4 separate regions of the Homo sapiens genome follow, and all the other regions are linked to region 4. A link is a loop called in an ENCODE intact Hi-C map of the cell type or tissue named here. Cell type or tissue: mammary epithelial cell. All regions are shown on one strand. Region 1 overlaps KIAA1549. Region 2 has its middle 13 kb from the start of TRIM24. Region 3 overlaps CREB3L2 (cAMP responsive element binding protein 3 like 2). Region 4 holds the start of LOC107986749 (a long non-coding RNA gene).

The links. Peaks named below come from ENCODE experiments on the same cell type or tissue, not always from the same donor. Only the 100,000 strongest peaks of a DNase experiment are listed, where the experiment ranks them.
Region 1: it touches region 4 in a loop (7-fold over the local background); 11 of 110 quality-filtered maps call a loop at or near these places.
Region 2: it touches region 4 in a loop (5-fold over the local background); 7 of 110 quality-filtered maps call a loop at or near these places.
Region 3: a loop joins it to region 4, with 9 times the contacts of the local background. A loop is called at or near these places in 13 of 110 quality-filtered maps.

Annotation. Positions count from the first base shown.
Region 1 is chr7:138,863,716-138,868,715 of GRCh38, forward strand. It overlaps KIAA1549, which reads right to left. Exons shown (of 20, transcript NM_001164665.2): 15 at 4,260-4,413. Among named protein-coding and RNA genes, the nearest start is that of ATP6V0A4, 68 kb to the left of the region's middle. In mammary epithelial cell, a CTCF peak has its summit at 2,362 (motif pointing left); a DNase peak (open chromatin) is centred at 1,176.
Region 2 is chr7:138,444,429-138,449,428 of GRCh38, forward strand. No RefSeq gene overlaps it. Among named protein-coding and RNA genes, the nearest start is that of TRIM24, 13 kb to the right of the region's middle. In mammary epithelial cell, no CTCF peak of the experiment used is centred here; no DNase peak of the experiment used is centred here.
Region 3 is chr7:137,896,240-137,901,239 of GRCh38, forward strand. The region is part of intron 8 of CREB3L2 (cAMP responsive element binding protein 3 like 2); the gene reads right to left. Among named protein-coding and RNA genes, the nearest start is that of DGKI, 52 kb to the left of the region's middle. RefSeq lists enhancers at 3,132-3,201, 3,133-3,849. In mammary epithelial cell, a CTCF peak has its summit at 3,055 (motif pointing left); no DNase peak of the experiment used is centred here; H3K4me3 peaks cover 174 bases.
Region 4 is chr7:138,159,786-138,164,785 of GRCh38, forward strand. LOC107986749 (a long non-coding RNA gene) reads left to right here and starts at 1,988. Exons shown (of 3, transcript XR_001745033.3): 1 at 1,988-2,123; 2 at 3,591-3,717; 3 at 4,459-5,000. RefSeq lists an enhancer at 4,030-5,000. In mammary epithelial cell, a CTCF peak has its summit at 1,906; a DNase peak (open chromatin) is centred at 1,936.

The DNA of each region.
Region 1 (5,000 bases), 700 kb after region 4:
GGGATGGGGTAGGTGCTCTTCTCTCCACGGCAGTCCCCACTGGCGACCTCCCTCTCTTGCACATGACACTCTTGGGCTTATGAGTCCATTTCTCCCAACTGCAACATCCCACTGGAGGTTCTACTAAATGAGATTTGTCACTGAGGAATCCTAATTGAGAATCTGGGGCCCCAAGGTGGCCTCTAGTTGATGATGTCACCTTGGAAGGAACCTGTGCTCCTTTCCTTGTGAGGTGGATAAAGGTCCACAGTCATGCCCTTCTCCAATTCTTGATTTTCTTGAGGAGCAGATGAGGAAGCCTGGTCGGCAGTGTACCACCAACCTAGAGCTCACGGGTGGAAAGAAGGGAGGGTGTGTCTGGAAGAACAGCCCACTGGTAAAAGGGTTTCTCCAGAAACAGAAGCGATGTTCCTGGCGGTGATTCCGGTGGCTGCGTATGTGACTCTACTGCAAGGAAGCAAGTAGTGTGGTGACACAAAAAACTGCAGGCACAAACTGAGATTCCACTGTGGGAAACGATCTCAGACATTTGAGCAGAGTCCCCAGCGGCTATAACCACTGCCAATCTCATTCTCAGTGGCCAGAATTTCAGAGAAGGCTAAACTTCTATACCGAGAGAGATGATCTGCAGATGGGAAGGACAGTCCCCTTGGATTCCCAATGGCCCCCGTGAATCCTGCCAGAAGGCCAGGAGCTCCTGGGCCAGGACACTTCCTCTTCCTGTCCTTCACCTTCTTGTTTTCTCCTCATTTTGCAGGCGAGACTATCAGAACTTGCAGGCCAAGAAGAGGATTTACTCAATTTCCTATATTCTACCATCTATATTTAGACTATAGATGTTTCACACATAGATGTGTTCAGATACAGTTTATCAGTCTTCAGAAATAAATGTACATCTTTTCACTGTTTACGGATTTTGGTGCCTATTTAGCAGTCCTTTGTGGGTGTTGCAAGAGGGTGACCAGACAGCCTGGTTGTCCAGGACAACCTCAGTTTATGCCTGTTGTCCCACGGTCATTATTAATAGAACACCCCCTTACACTTCCAAAAGTGTCTGGATTGGATGACAAATTACATCAAACTTTTTCTGTAAAGGGCCAGACAGTAAAGACTTTAGGTTTTATGAGTCATATAGTCTGTCACAACCACTCAACTCTGCCTTGCAGCAAAAACAGTCATTGATATCAAGCCAACAAATGGGTGCGGTTGTGTTGCAATAAAACTCTATTTAGGCCAGGTTTGGTGGCTCATGTCTATAATCCCAGAAATGTGGGAGGCCAAGGCAGGAGGATCGCTGAGCCCAGGAGTCTGAGACCAGCCTAGGCAACAAGGTGAAAGCCCATCTCTACTAAAAATACAAAAATTAGCCAGGCAAGGTGGCATGTGCCTGTAATCCCAGCTACTTGGGAGGCTTAGGTGGGAGGATCACCTGAGCTTGGGGAGGTTGAAGCTGCAGTGAGCCGTGATTGCACCACTGCACTCCAGCCTGGGCAACAGAGCTGGAGTGTCTCAAAAAAAAAAAGTTACTTACAAGAACAAGCAGCTGGCTGGATTTCTACCAAGGCCTGAATTATAATGGTCACCCTTATTACAAGGAACCAAGGAATATTTCTCTTGGCCTTAGGAGAACACACCGCTCAAGGAGAAGATATTTTTGAGGGGAAAGTGGAAAATTCAAGGTAATTCAAAAACACATAGTACTTCCCTAGTATAGGCTTGAAGATGAAAAAAAAAAACCCTGTACATGTACCACTGATTCTAAAATACAAGTTGAGGGAAAAAAAGATAAACTACCTAAGAAAAGATGAGTTCTGAGACAGGCATTATCTTTTAAAGTGTTTCAGAATTCAAAATCTGAGGAAGATTTTTATTTTGGGGCAATCTTTTAAAAAAGGAGCCACTGAAGGCAAGCAGCCTCTGGGGTGGTGTCTTCCAGGAAGAGGCTGCTCTGCACCCACAGGAGGAGGAATCCCTGCACTCTCTGCTAAGGAAAAAAGGAAGAAAACGATGCTGCAAAGCTACCGCAAAAGAAGGCTGATCTAGAGTCACTGAAGCAGGCAAATGAAGACAGCCAGGAGAAGACAGGTTCCTCCCCATACAAAACTCAATCATTTAAAAAAATCAAAGAGAGGGGGACTGAGAGGGTTCCCCACAAATTCCTTTGAGAGAGGAGCCCAGGTTGGCTGGAGAAGTGAAGGGACAAGAAGGGATGCTGCCCCTTCTATCTGTTTCACACCACAGCAAGTCTCCACTTGGCACAGTTTACAAAAGCTCCGGGTGACAACCCTGGGGAGCCCTCCCCAGATCAAGCCAAACCCCACAGATGCCCAAATACCCCCAGAACCCAACACAGCACAAGAGCACCACCTACTGTAAGAGCAGCCATGCACCACATTTAGAAAGTAACAGGAACTACTCAATTCCTCGTACTGAGGAAGACAGTAGTTTCATTTACAGACAGCCTAACTCTGAAATCGCACTGATCCCCATGAGTAGATCAAGAAGGTCGGTCTTTAAGACCCTAGAAATACCGTAAGTTCCTAAGGAAAAGTCTCATTCTTTCAGATGATCATAATTCAGTTGTATTTAGGCCCCATCCCAGTATAATGTTTGCACATTTGTGTAATTATATTTAGCCTATTTAAGTGCTTGTTATTTATATAATTTAGGAGAAAAATACAAACCTCAACTAAGAAATGGCTGGTTGCATAAGGTCTATCTAAAGCGATCACATCCATCGCAAATCCCTTCTCAAAGGCTGTGCTTTTTGCTAACGTGTCTCTAAACCAGGCTGGCTCTGTGAGTGCCTCCAGGAGGTGAAAGGGGCCTGCTGCAGCAAGGCAGGGCTCTCCTGGTATGGAGTTTAGGACGCCCTGTGTTTCCCAGTGCTGCCGGAGTTAGCGGCACCTGGCTCGCCCTCTCTGTCTTCGGGTATCTTTGTGTCTGTATTTCTCATGGGTTAAGTGAGGCTGGTTCTCTCTCCCCTACTCAATGCAGTCTGTGTGTATGCATCTTACGCTATCAATAACTGCCTTTAACACTTCAAGCAAATCTGTCTGGACCTCTTTTACTTTGGAAAAAAATAATCCCTTATTTATTTATTTAGAGACAGGGTTTTGCTCTGTCACCCAGGCTGGAGTGCAGTGGTGCGATCAAAGCTCACTGCAGCCTCGACCTCCTGGGCTGAAGCGATTCTCCCACCTCAGCCTCCCAAGTAGCTGGGATTACAGGCATGCACCACCACGCCTGGCTAATTTCTGTATTTTTTGGAGAGACGGGGTTTCGCTATATTGCCCAGGCTGGTCTCCAACACCTGGGCTCAAGCGATCCATCCACCTCAGCCTCCCAAAGTGCTGGCATTACAGGTCTGAGCCACCACTCATTATTTCTTAATTTCCATTAACCTCTTTCTCCCATAAAAGCAAAATATATATAAGCAAATACGCTATCTTCTTAGCACTCCAAGGACAGTACAGGGAAATAAAACCCTAAATATCCCTCCTCTCATTAGGAAACCCAGCCAGGCTAGCTCAGTCAGTAGAGTATGAGACTCTTGATCACAGGGTCATGCCCTCATACCTGTAATCCTAGCACTGTGGGAGGCCAAGGCGGGAGGATCACTTGAGGTCAGGAGTTTGAGACCAGCCTGGGCAACATGCTGAGACCCCATCTCTACAAAAATTTTTAAAATTAGCTGGGCATGGTGGCATATGCCTATGGTCCTAGCTACTCAGCAGACTGAGGTGGGAAAATTACTTGAGCCCAGGAGGCTGAGGCTACAGTGAGCCTGGATCACACCACTGCACTCCAGCCTGGGCAACAGAGTAAGACCCTGTCCCAAAAAAAAAAAATAATAAAAATAAACAACAAAACCAAATAACCCTCTGACTAGGGAGAAGGAAAAAAACCTTGAGGATATTTCTCTCTCTCTCTGTTTTCCAGTTAACCTCGAAAAAAGTCCCACTGTGAAGTCTGAGAGAACGGGGCTTACGTATAGAGAGGAAAAACACGGAGTGTGTTTCCAGAGGTGGCACTCGGCAGCACCCTGGCTGACAGCACTCAAGTCTCCCCTCAGAAGGGGTGGCACCCCACCCCACCCACTTCATGACCTAGAGGGCCCTGGTGCATCAGCCATCAGGCATCAGGCACTGATACCACACAGGGCGGCAGCCAGTGCTGCTGCTTCTCCTCCCCTTTCAGCGCATCTTTCTAGGAGCCGCCCCACCCGAGTTCCAGAAACTGGAGTCGGTGGCACGCACTGGGCATCCGATGTAGGCTGAGTTGTGGACGCCGGGGGGCCTCCTGTAGGTGCCATCGCTGTCTGTGGTGATGAGCCGGTCCTTCTCAGCGTCGGCAGGACAGCCGTTGACCTGGTGTTTCCGGCGAGGCTTGGGAGAACGTTTTATCCGTGAGCTGCCAGGAAAAAGAGAAATTATCTTCGTAGGAAATCACCCTTTTTGCCACTGACTTACCAACTAAACACTAAGTACCCTGAGTACCTAGGATGTGCTACCCCTGGAAACACCCCATAGGATATAAACGCCATGTACGAGACAGTCTCTGCTCTAAGGAAGCTCAGAGCATACCTAAACAGACCTATTAACCCACATGAAGCAACACAGAATGATATAAAGCCATTTGTAATCATGACATTCAGAAAAGAAGTCAGTGGGAGCTATTAGTCCCATGGGGCTAGAACTAGGTCTTTTTTATTTTATTATTCTTTTTTTGAGATGTAGTCTCATACCGTCGCCCAGGGTGGAGTGCAATGGCGTGATCTCGGCTCACTGCAACCTCCACTTCCCAGGTTGAAACAATTCTCCTGCCTCAGCCTCCTGAGTAGCTGGGATTACAGGCGCCTGCCACCACGCCCAATTAATTTTTGTATCTTTAGTAGAGACGGGGTTTCACCATATTGGCCAGGCTGGTGTTGAACTTCTAACTCCTGACCTCGTGATCCGCCTGCCTTGGCCTCCCAAAGTGCTGGAATTATAGGCGTG
Region 2 (5,000 bases), 280 kb after region 4:
GTGCTAATAGACCTTTAGTTTTAAGATAAGAGAAAATAGAAGATAGACCAACTATATAATTTGTAAGGAATTGATCTTCTGTTTCAAAGGTAGGTATATCAGCAGTGGAGTGCAAATAAGGTAATCCATAGAGCGTCTCATAAGGAGAAAGACCAATATCTTTCCGTGGTGCAGTTTGAATTCTCAGCAGGGCAATAGGAAGACACTTGTTCCATGGCAATCGAGTCTCTAAGACTAATTTGGTTAAGTGGTTCTTTAGAGTCTGATTCATCCTTTCTACTCTCCCTGATGAGGGGGTGTGCCAGGGAGTATGGTGTTCCCATCTAATGTCTAATGTTTGGGATAGCTTTTTAATAATGTGTGCAGTGAAATGAGTTCCACTGTCTGAGTCAATATTTTCTATTAGTCCAAACCTGGGTACTATATTTTCAATTAGGGCCCTAACTACATTATTGGCTGTTGCATTTGAAAGGGGATAGCTTCGACCCAGTGAGTGGGGTGGTCTACTATCACTAGTAAATATTTTAGATGATCTATTGGAGGCATTTCTGTGTAATCAACTTGGATACTTTGGAATGGCCTTAAGCCTGGATTCCTTCCCCCGAGAGGTAATATTTTTATAGTATGTTAATTAGTTTTCTTAAATACTAAGCAACTATCTGTAACCTGTTTGGCCAGAGTATAAATTCCTATGCAATCATAAACTCTGAGAACTGCTCTCTGGTCTTGCAGTATCCATTTTCCTTCTGAATTCTCTTTAGCGCCTATTTTTATTAGTTTTTCTTTTTCAGCAGAAGAGAAAATGGGGATTATGGTAGGAGGAGGGAGGCAGGGAGTTAAGTGAAAAATACGCATTTCAGAAGACACAGCAGCCTGCTTGGCTACCTGATCTTCTAGGTTATTTCCTCGACTTTCAAAACAAAGGCTTTTCTGGTGTCCGGGAACATGGACAATAGCTATTTCTTCTGGCAACGGAAGATTATTCAATAGTTGGGTGATCAGCTCCTTGTGAACAAGGTCTTGACCTTTACTATGAATGAGACCTCGTTCAGTCCAAATTTTCCCAAACGTATGGGCCACTCCAAAGGCATATCTAGAATCACTATAGATGGTTCCTTCCTGGTGCTGCAAGTGCTTTAAGGCTTGGCTGGGTGCAAACAGCTCATACTTTTGAGCAGACCAACTGTTGGGCAATTTTCCTGACTCTATTTCTGCAAGAGTTTCTCCAACAATCATTGAATACACATTATGTCTTTTTTCCTCAATCACCTGGGAAGAACCATGTATGAATAAGTACCATCCAGTCTGGAAGGGGGTTTCTCCTAGGTCTGGTCGAACCTTTGTATGGTAATCAATTAAATCTAAACATGTGTGTTCCCTCCTTATATTTGAATTCCTTGTTAGGAAACCTGCTGGGTGGAGTGAATTATCAGTGGTCAATGTTAAATCATCCTTTTCTAACAGAATGGCCTCATACTTTAAGATTCTCGAGTCAGTAAGCCATCCCCCTGCTCTATGGTTTAAGATAGTTCTAATTTCGTGAGGCGTGCTTACTGTCAATTTTCTCCAAAGGTTAACTTTCTGCTTTCCTCGACTAGTATTGCCGTAGCCACGATGGACTGGATGCATTGGGGCCATCCACGAGTGACTGGGTCTACGATCTTTGATAGGAAGGCTACGGGCTGCCGATGGCCTCTGTGTTCTTGAGTCAGTACTCCTAAAGCTACCCCACTGTCCACATTAACAAAAAGGTGAAATGGCTTTTCTAGGGAGGGTAAAGCTAAAACAGGGGCAGTTATGAGCCTTTCCTTCAGCTTCTCGACTTGATCAACTTCCTCAGAAGTCCACAGGAGATGGTTAGGCTTCTCCTGGGCAAGTTTTTGATATAACAGTTTACTGTGTAGTGCGTATGAGTCAATCCATAAATGACAGTATCTGACTAACCCTAAACATTTCCTGAGTTCTTGTTTAGTTTGAGGCAAGGGTTGGTACACGATTCCCTCGATTCGTTCGGGCCGTATTCTTCACTTGCCTGCACTTATTAAGTGGCCTAAATATTTAACTTCAGGCTCTACATACTGAAGCTTTCTTTTTGAGACTGTAGCCCTTCAAACTGCAGATGTTTAGGAATATGTGTAGAGAAGTCAGTTACCTTCTCTATATCTTCACCAGATATAAGAATGTCGTCCACATACTGAAGAAGGCATATTTGTTCTGGGATGACAATTCTTTCTAGTACTTGTTCTAAAATTTGGCCAAAAAGATTAGGGGAGTCTGTGAACCCTTGGGGCAAGATTGTCCATCGATATTGTTGTTTCCGCCCTGAGTGGGGATCCTCCCACTCAAAAGCAAATATATCTCGGCTATCTTCAGCCAGGGCACATGCCCAAAAAGCATCCTTCAAATCTATTACAGCAAACCATTGATGATTATATGCAATCTTGCTAAGAATGGTGAAAGTATTGGGGACAATAGGGTGGGTAGTCTGGACTATTTGGTTGATAGCTCTAAGGTCCTGTACTAGCCAGTATGACCCACCTGATTTCTTGACTGGCAGCATTGGGGTGTTATAAGGTGACATACAGGGCTCGAGAAGCCCATCCTTAATGAGGCCTTTGATTATAGGTTTCAACCCTATCCTACCTTCTAGAGGAATAGGGTATTGCTTCCTTTTTACTACTCCCGGGGTTTTTAGCTTGATGTGGGTTAGAGGCACTTGGAGTTTCCCTCAGTTTCTGTCTTTGGACCAGACATTTGGATTAACATATTTTTCATCTGCGGTGGTGAGTAGGTTTAATGAGGTGAGGAATCCTCTTGGGCTGACTTGTAGACTTATGGCCAACTTAACATTAAATTAGTTCCTGCTTCAGGGATTAACAAGAACTGAATATGAGCTGAGCAATCCTCGTATCTAATTTCTGTGCTTTCTAAAATTTTTGCTCTAAATCCTTCCCCTTTTACCCTGGAGACTAAAAGTTCCTCTGAGGAGGAGACAAGATTAGATGGGGGAAACAAACAGAGGAGCGAACAGCCCCTGAATCGACTAAAAAGGTGATAAGCTCATGTTTAGGCCCCACCTCCAAATGTATCAAGGGCTCCTGGTGAGACTCAAGATAAAAGAGACAGAGCCCCTGACCCCCCTATTCTTCCTCGAAAGTCATGAGTGGAAGGGCTTCTTTCTCCTTTCTTAGTTCAGGACATCCTCTCTTGAAGTGGCCTGTTCTTCCACATCTGTAGCACCTATCTTGTCCTTCCTCCCTCTTAGTTCTGGGATTCTTTAACCCTGCTCCCCCATACTATTTAGGGGGCATGGTAGACGAGGACCTTGGTCCTCCAGATGGAGGCTGGGGTCATTTAAAAGAGGGTTCAGACTCTTTATAGTTTCTGGCTCCCTGGAAACTTTGTCTAGAAGTACCTGGGTTTGGAGCCATCTGTTGGAAGGTGGAAAACATAAGTTTTGTCTTTTGTTTCTGTTTTTCTTTGTCCCTTTTCATGTATAATTTCTGAGCTTCCCCAAGAAGCTCACTTAGGGGACGGTCTTCCCAATTGTCTATCTTTTGTAACTTTTTTGAAATGTCTGGCCAAATTTTAGTGACAAATTGGAGTTTCAACATTCCTTGCCCAAGGGGATCATCCAAATTGAGGCCTGCATACTGCCTCGTTTGCTCCTTCAGTCTGTCTAGGAATCTCATAGGCCCTTCATCCTTTTCCAGTTGTATATCAAATGCTTTAGAAAGATTTTGGGTTCGGGGTACTGATTCCCAAATTCCTTTTATTATCATCTCCCTTAGGTCCTGCATATTTTCCCGGTGATCTGCATTGTTATTGTCCCACCGGGGGTCTCAGGTGCTGAATTTCTGGTCCGTTGTAGGAACGTTTTCACTGGGAGGGTGCTCACGTTCCTAAATTACCATAGCAGCCCTACAAATCATACTCCTTTCTTCCCCTGAAAAGAGGATGCCCATGATGGACATTAACTGGACCCAAGTGTATAACTGAGGCCTAAGAATTGGTCAATTTGGTCTGCCACTCCATAAGGGGTCATCTAGTAGCAGTTTAAGCTCCTTTTTAAAATTCCGACTTTCTGAACTGGTTAAGGGAGCATTTACAAAGCCAATGGCCCCCTACTCCTTGTGGTACCTCTTTCAAAGGGAAGAAGGTTGGGGCCAACCTCTTAGGTACAGAGGGAAATGGGAAATTCTGAATATCTTTTTTACATTGTTCTATCTCATGCTGAAGTCCTTTTAGAGAGGGGTATTTAAGTTGGGAGGAAATAGGCTGGTGGGACGGTAATTTCCAAGAGTCAGAGTTGTAAGGAGGAAGGATAACGTGAGTAGAGTGAGGATTTGGAACGGGATCTGAGGCGGCAGTGGCTGTCTGAGGGGAAAGACTGGGGACACTGAACGGGGAAAGATAGTCTAGGGGATCCCATGTGCTGGAGTCTTCAGGCATGAGAGTTGGCTCCTCTGACTTTTCATTTTGAGGTGCCAGATTGGGTTCTTCCCTATTTGTTTTTAAGGGGAAAAGGAGCGCAGGTCCTTGCCTCCAACAAAGGGCATAGCCTAGTTCTTCTGGAGACATTGGACTTTTATCATTAACATATTGTATTAACAGCTGACACATTACATCCTCATTTGACCCAAACTTTGGCCAGAAGATTGAGGGTTTGAGGATGGGTCCCTGAGTCCAAATAAAACAGCAATATTTTATCATTTGTTGCTTTTTCCTACGTTTAGTCCTTTCATTATCCTTCCAGTGTTTTAGCATGAGACCTAGGGGGCTATCCGGTGGGGATATCTTTGTTATCATCTTTATCCCCCTTGCTTCCTGTCTTGCTTAGGGTATTTCCCATCTTGATGGTTTGGGGGTAAGGTTCAAGGTTCGATTTCCCTTACTGGAAATTTCTTGCCTTTTGGGTGAGGCTCAATTTTCTGCACTGGAAATATCTTGCCTTTTGGGTGAGGCTCAATTTCCCCCACTGGAAATTTCTTGCCTTTTGG
Region 3 (5,000 bases), 260 kb before region 4:
AGCGAAGCAGCCCTGCTTTTATCTATTTCCCTCTCAAGCCAAAATACATTAAAAGCTACTGGTTTTGTTTGTTTGTTTTGAGATGGAGTTTTCCTCTTGTTGCCCAGGTTAGAGTGCAATGGCGTGATCTCGGCTCACCGTAACCTCCGTCTCCCAGGTTCAAGTGATTCTCCCGCCTCAGCCTCCTGAGTAGCTGGGATTACAGGCACACGCCACCACGCCCAGCTAATTTTGTATTTTTAGTAGATATGGGGTTTCTCCATGTTGATCAGGCTGGTCTCGAACTCCCAACCTCAGGTGATTCACCAGCCACGGCCTCCCAAAATACTGGGATTACAGGTGTGAGCCACCGCGCCAGGTCTTAAATATTATGATCTTAGGAGGTCCCCGCTACAATTATCTGTGGGAAGATCACAGATGAATCCATTGCCAGCCATTACTACCATAAAAGCGTTATCCACGAGGAGAGGTGAGTCTTGAAGAGGGAGAAGAAATGGGAGAAGAAGACACACAGAGCCACTGCGCTCCTGAGACTCAAGGGAAGGCACAGAGTACAGGGAAGGAGGCCAAGGGGAAGAGGAACATCGACAAACTTGTTCTGCTTTGTAAGTAAAATAAGCCAGACAAAGACAAATACTGTATGGTATCACTTACATCTAAAGAAAAATTTAAGTCAAACTCACAGAAACAAGAGAATAGAAAGGTGGTCACTGGGCACTGGAAGTGGGAGAACTGGTCAAAGAATACAAACTTTCAGTTATAAGGTAAATACATTCTGAGGATCTACTGTACAGCATGGTGACTGTAATTAAAAATGCCATATTATATACTAGAAGTGTGCTAAGCATTGGCACCAAAAAGAAAAAGAAAAAAAAGGTAATTATGTGGAGTGATGGATGTGTTAATCAGCCTGATTGTGATAATCATTTCATAATATATGCATACATCAAATCGTTACATTGTATACTGTAAAAATATGCAATTTTGTCAATTATGCCTTAATAATGCTGACAACAAAACACATAAACAAAAAACTTTCCCTGCTTTAACAGGTGGCTAAGCTAGCCCTGGTCACATTCAGTAACAGCAGACTGTCAGGGAAGGCTCAGATCCCAATAGCATGAAGTAGATTATTATTATTATTATTTGAGACAGAGTCTCGCTCTGTCGCCCAGGCTGGAGTGCAATGGCACAATCTCGGCTCACTGCAGCCTCTGCCTCCTAGGTTCAAGCGATTCTCCTGCCTCAGCCTCTCGAGTAGCTGGGATTACAGGTGTCTGCCACTACGCCCAGATAATTTGTGTATTTTTAGTAGAGATGGGGTTTCACCATGTTGGTCAGGTGATCTCTGACCAACAGGTGACCCACCTGCCTCGGCCTCCCAAAGTGCTAGGATTACAGTCATGAGCCACTGCGCCTGATCAAGGTAGATTATTTTTAATGGTGAGTCAAAGATCCTGTAGAAATGTATGAGAATATGTCCAGTGTTTTGTTATGTGGAAATAGTTCTTAACAAAGAAGTATGTACAATATAAATACATACACATAAGATATTCCAAAACATAAAGATACCTCTGAGTGAAAGGATTCTTTTTTTTTCCTAAATTATTTTTACAAGGAGCACATATTATGTATGCATCTTCCTTAAGTCGAAACGTATGATAAACAAGTAAAACTATATCAAACTAAAAAGCTTCTGCACAACAACAACAAAAATTAACAAAATGAAAAGGCAGCCCACGGATTGGGAGAAAATGTTTGCAAACCATATAAACCATCATGAGGGGTTAATATTAAAAACATATGAGGAACTCATACAACTCAATATCAAAAACAACCAATTTTAAAAAATGGGCAAAGAATCTGAATAGACATGTCTCTAAAGAAAACATAAAAATGGTCAACTGGTATATGAATAGGTGCTCACTGACACTAGTCATCAGAGAAACGTAAATCAAAACCCTACATGATATCACTTCACATCTGTTAGTACTATCATTATAAAAAAGACAAGGCGCGAAAAGTGTTGGCAATGGTGTGGAGAAAAGGGAACCCTTCCACACTGTTAGTGGGAATGTAAATTAGTAAAACCATTATGAAAAACAGTGTAGAGGTTCCTCAAAATATTAAAAATAGAACTAGCATATAACCCAGCAATCCCTCTGCTGGTATATACCCAAAGACAATGAAATCAGCATCTCATGGTTACTTGTGTACCCATGTTCATTAACGATGAAGAGTCTTGCTTTAGAAAAATATTCTGCTAATAACTGGAGGAGAAATGATAGAATTCTATAAGGCTACTTTCAAACCCCTAATGTATTGATCTCTCTAGCCAATAAGTATACATTGTGGAGAACCGAATAACCAATTTTTATGTTCCTTCTGATGGAGGCATGTAGTGGAACCTATGAAGAATTCTTACCAAAAACCAAAACCAAACAAAGTAGAGTCTGTAGTGGACGAAGGACTGTGCTAACGGACACCACAAGGACATTACAGGTAAACTAAGACCAGGAAGACTCTACAGGACAACTGACTCGGCCTTTACTAAATAACAGCAAAGACATGCAAGAGAACTTACAGACAAAAAGATATGTAATGGACATATCAAACAGTTTGAACACATGGACCTTATTTGGATATCTGATTCAAACAAGCAAACAAAAATAAAAATGTGGAAGGAGGGAGGGAGGGAGGGAGGAACAAAGGAAAGAAGGAAAGGAAGGAAGGAAGGAAGGAAGGAAGGAGGGAGAAAGGAAGGAGAAGGGGAAAGGAAGGAAGGGAAGGAAGAAAGGAAGAAAAAAGAAAGAAAGAAAAAGAAAGAGAAAGAAAGAAAAGGAAGAAAAAGGAAAGAGAAGGAAGGAAGGAAGGAAGGAAGGAAGGAAGGAAGGAAGGAAGGAAGGAAGGAAGGAAGGAAGGAAGGAAGGAACACGCAGCACAGTCCACCTGCAGAGGAGAGGAGAGACTTCCCAGGCAAGGTAGTGGGGTCGGTCCTTCTCCCTCACACACCCGGACTTCGCCCCAGCACATCCCTGCTGTGCCTCTGCTGCCCCCATGTGGCCCAGGGAAGGCCTGACACGGAGCCTGTAGAGGACGAAACCTGAACACAAACTCCAAGGAGGTCTTTGCTCTTCCCCTTTTCGCCAATTCTTGGCCAGGATTTGTCCCACCCACCCATGAACATGGGGCTGCTGCGGAAGCAAGTGCCAGGATGGGTGCCGGGAACGCCTATCGGCTCAGGATGCTAAAAACATGCATACATATGCTGGCTCGGGGAGCAGGATCCAGAGAAACAGAGCCGCCTCAGGCAATCCCCCCAGGGAGAGGAAGTGGAGATAAAAACAGAGGAAGCCCCAGCAGACTAACGGCCAAAGGCAAGCAGTGAAACCAGCTCCCTTGCCTCATGAGATCAAGGTAATGCCACACTAAGTTGGTGGCACTTCCTCCCTTTGGGCAGTCTGTCTTACAGAGCACTTGGGGTGAACTGCCCCTGACTGCTATCTGAGCACACATTCCCAGAAATGCAGAGAAAATTTCAGGGGGATCCCACTGGCGGTAGTTTTAGCTTATGTCTATATTAGCTGGCTTTTTGAGCAACAAACCATGAAGCATCAGGAAACGGGAATTAAATTCATTTGTTATTATCAAATAACATGCAAAGAGATTTAAACTGATCCCTTAATATTTGCACAATTGTTACTGGGCATTAACACTGACCCTTAATCTGATTAAATTTTTGTTTACCCAGTAAGTCCATTTTTCTCTGCTTAATTTGTTGGATCTCTAACACTCAGGGTGACAGGAGTCTCTAAGAAATAATTGTCACAGCACAGGTATGTATCATGTGTGCACATGAACACATACATTCTGGATGAAACTCCCCAAAAGCCAGTTTCTTAACCCTGCACTTTCACCCCTTTCTCTTGCATATGAGCCAGGCATAAACCTCCATATACTCCTCCCACATCCAGGCTCCAGAGCCAGACTGCCTGGGTTCAAATGCAGCTTTAGCGGTTACTGTGTGACCTTGGACAAATCACCTAGACTTTCCGAGTTTCAGTTACCTCCTCTATATAGTGAGGATGATAATAATGGCATCTCATAGGGCTAAATGAGTTCATAGCTGTAAAGTGCTTAAAATAGCACTGGGCACAGCAAGTGCTAGAGGAATTTATCAACTTGGTACCGTTACAATTTTTGTAAAATGGGTTTGAAATGCAATTAATAAACTAGCTAATTTTAAAAAACTAATTTAAAAAACAATGATTTGCAGCCGGAGCAGTGGCTCAGACCTGTAATTCCAGCATTTTGGGAGGCCAAGGTGGGGGCGGATCATGAGGTCAGGAGATTGAGACCATCCTGGCCAACATGGTGAAACCCCATCTCTACTAAAAAAAAAAAAAATACAAAAATTAGCCGGACGTGGTGGCGCGTGCCTGTAGTCCCAGCTGCTCAGGAGGCTGAGGCAGGAGAATCACTTGAACCCGGGAGGCAGAGCTTGCAGTGAGCCGATATCATGCCACTGCATTCCAGCCTGGGCGACAGAGCAAGACTCCGTCTCAAAAAAAAGAAAAAAAAAATACCAATGATTTTCTCTTTTTTTAAACTAATAAGTATCATTTGCTACTAAAATTAGATTATAATGAAGTGGCCAGTGCCTCCTTGGTCACCTCTAAATTTTGATGTCATTTTCAGGAGAATCAGGCTTGTTGATCTTATTCTCCTCCAAGCCTCTTTTTTAACCCCCTAGTCATAGTCCTTGTCATGATCAGCTTCTTCTTCAATCCTGTATCATTTAGGAAAAGTAAAGAATATGCATGTATGTGTACATGTATGTGCATATGAGAGTGTGTACATATGTGTATTGTGGATGTGAACATGAGAGCATGTGTGCATATGTGTTTGTATATGTGCAAGAGTAGCACGTGTGCATGCGTGTGTGTGTAGCAGGAGTGGGTGGGTGGAGTTTGGCCATGCTGAGCATCTCAGCACAACTG
Region 4 (5,000 bases):
ATTTATTTTATTTTTTTGAGATGGAGTTTTGCTCTTGTCACCCAGGCTGGAGTGCGATGGTGTGATCTCGGCTCACTGCAACCTCCGCCTCTCAGGTTCAAGCGAGTCTCCTGCCTCAGACTCCCGAGTAGCTGGGATTACAGGCACCCACCACCACACCCAGCTAAGTTTTGTATTATTAGTAGCGATGGGGTTTCACCATGTTGGCCAGGCTGGTCTCAAACTTCTGACCTCAGGTGATCAGCCCACGTTGGCCTCTCAAAGTGCTGGGATTATGGGTGTGAGTCACCACACCTCGCCTTTTTTTTTTTTTTTTTCTAACCTTTTATTTTTTAGAGACAGTCTTGTTCTGTCACCCAGGCTGGAGTGCAGTGGCACGATCTCAGCTTACTGCAGCCTTGACTTCCTGGGCTCAAGTAACCCTCTCACTTTGGGCCCCAAGTAGCTGGGACTACAAGTGCATGCCACCATGCCTGGCGAATTTTTTCTTTTTTTCTTTTTTTAATTGCACAGTACTAAAAAATTCTGACAATATTCAGGAACAGTTGTAAAGAGTAAAAGCTATTTTATTCTTATATTTAAAACCATTTTATTTACTACGTTGATAATTGTTTCCCCAGCAGTGGTAAAAATGACATCAAAATAACAATTTTGCAAGCTCAGATTATTAATATAAAATCAGTAATCAGGCCGGGCGCGGTGGTTCACGCCTGTAATCCCAGCACTTTGGGAGGCTGAGATGGGCGGAACACCAGGTGAGAGATCGAGACCATCCTGGCCAACATGGTGAAACCCTGTCTCTACTAAAAATACAAAAATTAGTTGGGTGTGGTGGCGCACGCCTGTAGTCCCAGCTACTTGGGAGGCTGAAGCAGGAGAATCGCTTCAACCCGGGAGGTGGAGGTTGCAGTGAGCTGAGATCATACCACTGCACTCCAGCCTGGCAACAGAGTGCGGCTCCGTCTCAAAAAAAAAAAAAAAAAAAATCAGTAATCAGCTTTTTAATAGCTGTAGAAATTGGAGAAAAGGATAACCTGAAATGTTTATCTCAAAGTTGAATCACCAGCAATATCCAACACTAGTTGATATTTTTATCATAAATATAAAAATCAAACATGAAGTTCACAAAACATACAATAAAGGCCAAAATTCTTATATTATCGTAACATAGCATATTGTATATTTAGTCACTACTGTGTAACAACTACCCATTCACTGTGGAATACTCTCAAGGAGTCTCAAATGGGTGTTCAATCTCTACCTTATTATTACAAATTTATAACAGATTTCTTTCCATTTAGCAATTTTATAGAATGTCATATATACATATTTAAATATATATAAATTTACATATTATTTATATATAAGCAAAAAATTGGACACAATTCAACGTTAACATAAGGTCATACCACTGTTATTTGCCATACAGCACTTTTAGAAGAAGACAAAATGTTCTAAAGATCAGAGATGGCTGATAATTGATATATCATGTTCTGCAATCATCGTGCCCAGCATTTTGAGTTAGTTGCTGTTGCAATATTATATGATTTGGATATCATATAGGATTTGGAAATCCTATCAGATTTGGATAACAAATTTGCCCTGAAAAGAGAACAAAAAGAGAACAAAAGAGAACAAAAGATGGATCTTTGAAAATGAATATCCATATAGCAGTGTTTCCATGGAAGAATTAGAATGATTGTTTTAAAAGTATTTCTCTTTCCTTTCCCCAGATGAACCTCTACCTTAAGTAATGAGGGTGTCAGCCCCAAAATCTTCTATAGATGAATAAAACAATGCAAACATTTCTGCACATTCAAACCCAGTACTGATTCGAAAGAGCTATGGCCATAGCTCTATCGCCAATCTAGGACACCCAGACCTGCTTTTTCAGGCTGAGAACACCAGGTGGCATATGGTGGCTGAATCAGAGCCTCGGTTACCATGGCAACCAGCTACCCTTCCAGCTCTGCAGCTGCCATCTTTTATCCAAAGCAGTGTTCTGTGCACGCTGGGGGTTTTGCTTTGAAATGGTGGTGCTGTGTGCTGTTCATTCTTCATACAGTCAGGGTTCCTACTTCTGGGCAGGGAATTCAGGTGCCAGAGATAGATAAATACTTCAGGTCAGTAGCATTCATTTTATTTTCTGTGCATTATTTATTGTGTCAACATAAAGTCATCTGCAAACTGATACTTGAGAGGGCCACACCTTTCACAGCAGGCTTTCTCTAGGGAGGCTAGACTTCACTGAAGGGAAATGAATGATGGAGTGAGTGAGTCCTCTCCTGACCAAGGTTAAGAACAAATATGAGTGCCCAGCTCAGTGCTTGAATTGGTTGTAGGTACAATGACCCTGAGATTTGCCTGTACTCTAAGGGATGTCTGCTAGAAATATCACTGATCTATAGACAGAAGACATCTGTTCACCAACCTATTGGGAGGATGTAGTTGACATAAATAGTACCTTCTCACAAAATTTGTTTTGTGTCTGCCATGCAATAATAAACCAAATATTTATAAATTGGAAACTAGCCATTTCCATTTTTATCAGTCAAAAGTAATAAGATTTTCTAAGTTAATCATCAGGCATTGCCCCTGGTGATTGGCATTATATCACACACCCAGCTGCCAAAAGCCATTTTCTTTGCTACTGGGAAGAAAGCTAAAATGAGTAATGTTATCCAAACTTCCCTAAATTCCAAAAAGGCTTTGGACTTGAAGCGGGACTCATTTATAAACACATCTATTTAAGCCTGGTGTTTTTGCTTGCTGTTACAGGGACTATATCATAAATGTGCATTCTTTAGATGAAAGATCCTTCTCATAGAATGACAATTCTGTTAAAAACCCATTATATTATGTCACATGAAAAATGAAAAATTCACATTGTATATGTAACATAATAATAATGAAGGATGAAAGGGAAGAACTTCTGCTTGGAAAAATGACTGAAAACATACAATGAATATTAAAAACTGTGAGGCTTTGAATGGATTTTTTTTCCTCTTTCCACATTTAAGGGCTTTCTACTTCTTAATCAGAACTTATTACTAGGTCATAAACTTATGAAAACATTGAAACATTGTATTTTAGAATGTGTTTTAATTTTCCTATAGCAATTTCATTGCTTTTCACTTATGTTACAAATGTAAAACATTTAGCATTTTATTAGAATCATTTGAAATCATGAACTTCTCAAACAAAATATTTTAATTCATTTAATTGTTAAATAAATTGCAATATGCTTGCTCTAACAGGAAAAAAACTTTTTCAAAATCTATAAATAAGAAACTACTATTAAAACAGTTTTCATTTGATATTCCCTGTGAATTAAAGTATTATTTAAGGGTATCAGAAAGGAAGTATTACATTTAACTTCCAGTCAAACCCAGTTTCTGGTTATTTTATAAAAATATCTATTAATACGAGGAATTTTATATCTTTATCTATATATAGATATAGATACTGATAGATATATATTCATTGAGAAAGCTGCTTATAATTTGAGAATATTAGTCATGGAGTTTTCACACATTTACTGGTTTCGTACTACCACATGTTTTCCTCCTGCCTCTCTTTTCCATCTTTAGCTTAAAAAAGGGAAAGAAGAGGAGGAGGAGGAGGAAGAGGAGAAGGAGGAGGAGGAAGCAGAGAAGGAGGAGGAGGAGGAGAAAAGGATTTGAAGAAATTGAATCAGTTCTGGAACAGCAGACACAGGTAACCCATGCAAGTTAATCATTTGGGACACTTTATAAATGATTGTCCACCGTTGATTGACAAGAGCCTGTGTCACTGACTGGAAAGGATAGAGGAGGGTCACTGATGAAAGCACCCTGCTCATTCTCCTCCAGGGCTGCTCCACTGTGGTGACCCCAGCATTCAACACCACACTCAGCATAGTGAATTTCTGTGGGACTATTAAGAATTATGGTTCTAGAAACATACTTAATAATATGAAAACATGTTCAAATTATGTCATTATGTGTGAGAAAAATTATGATACTGAGATAGATGACAAACCCTCAATGAGGTTCTCAATGATTAAGAACCATCATCTCTGTCATCAATTAATTAGCTCAAGTGTAAGTATTTTCTGATTTTTTCTTACACATTGCAAATATTTTCTGCCAAATTGTTGTTTGTGTGCATTGGGAAGTGGGATGGGGGGGTTGTAGAGACAGGTGTCTCACTGTGTTGCCCAGGCTGGTCTTGAGCTCCTGGACTGAAGAGATCCTCCTGCTTGGCTTCTCAAAGCGCTGGGATTACAGGTGCAAGCCACTGCACCCAGCCAAACTGTGGCTTTTTAACAACATTTTGTTTGTTTTCTTTTTTTTCCTCTTTTTTTTTCCCTTTTAACAACATTTTTAATGATATCTTTTGTCATTGCTTAATATTTTGCTTTTATCTAATTAAGTTGCTCAATCTTTTCTTTTTCTAACTCTGGGTTTCATGTTGAAGGAATTCAGGACATGCTACCCCAAAATGTGAAAACTTGGCATTTGAGAAGACAGCAGAAGCAGGAAGGTCACGCTCACTACCTCCCCCACAATGCTCTACTCCCCTGAAACAGATCATAAAACCTAGGAAGGATTTCCTGACCATCCCCTCAAGTAGGTCTTATGACCCTCATGTGAGAGGTGCCCTCCCTATACCCAGAAGATAGCAACATCCTCATTTCTGAAGATACAAGGACAAAGAGAAGAGTTTGAACAAACGGCTTCCTAAGTTCTCCCCAGTTTATTAACATTATGTTACAGTCTCACCAACGCACCGCAATGTAGCAGTCTCTCGTTTGAGGTATCACCCTGAGTTCTCGGTCTCACAACCATGACAATTAAGGAACATGATCACCAAGGGTGAGGTTGGAGTGGAAGTTTAATAAGCAAAAGAAGAAAGTTCTCCACCACAGAAAGGGGCCCAAAAGAGGGTTGCCATTTTTACAGTTGAATGCAAAGGCTTTTATAAGAAACCAGTTAGAGCTGGGCATCTCATTTGCATGA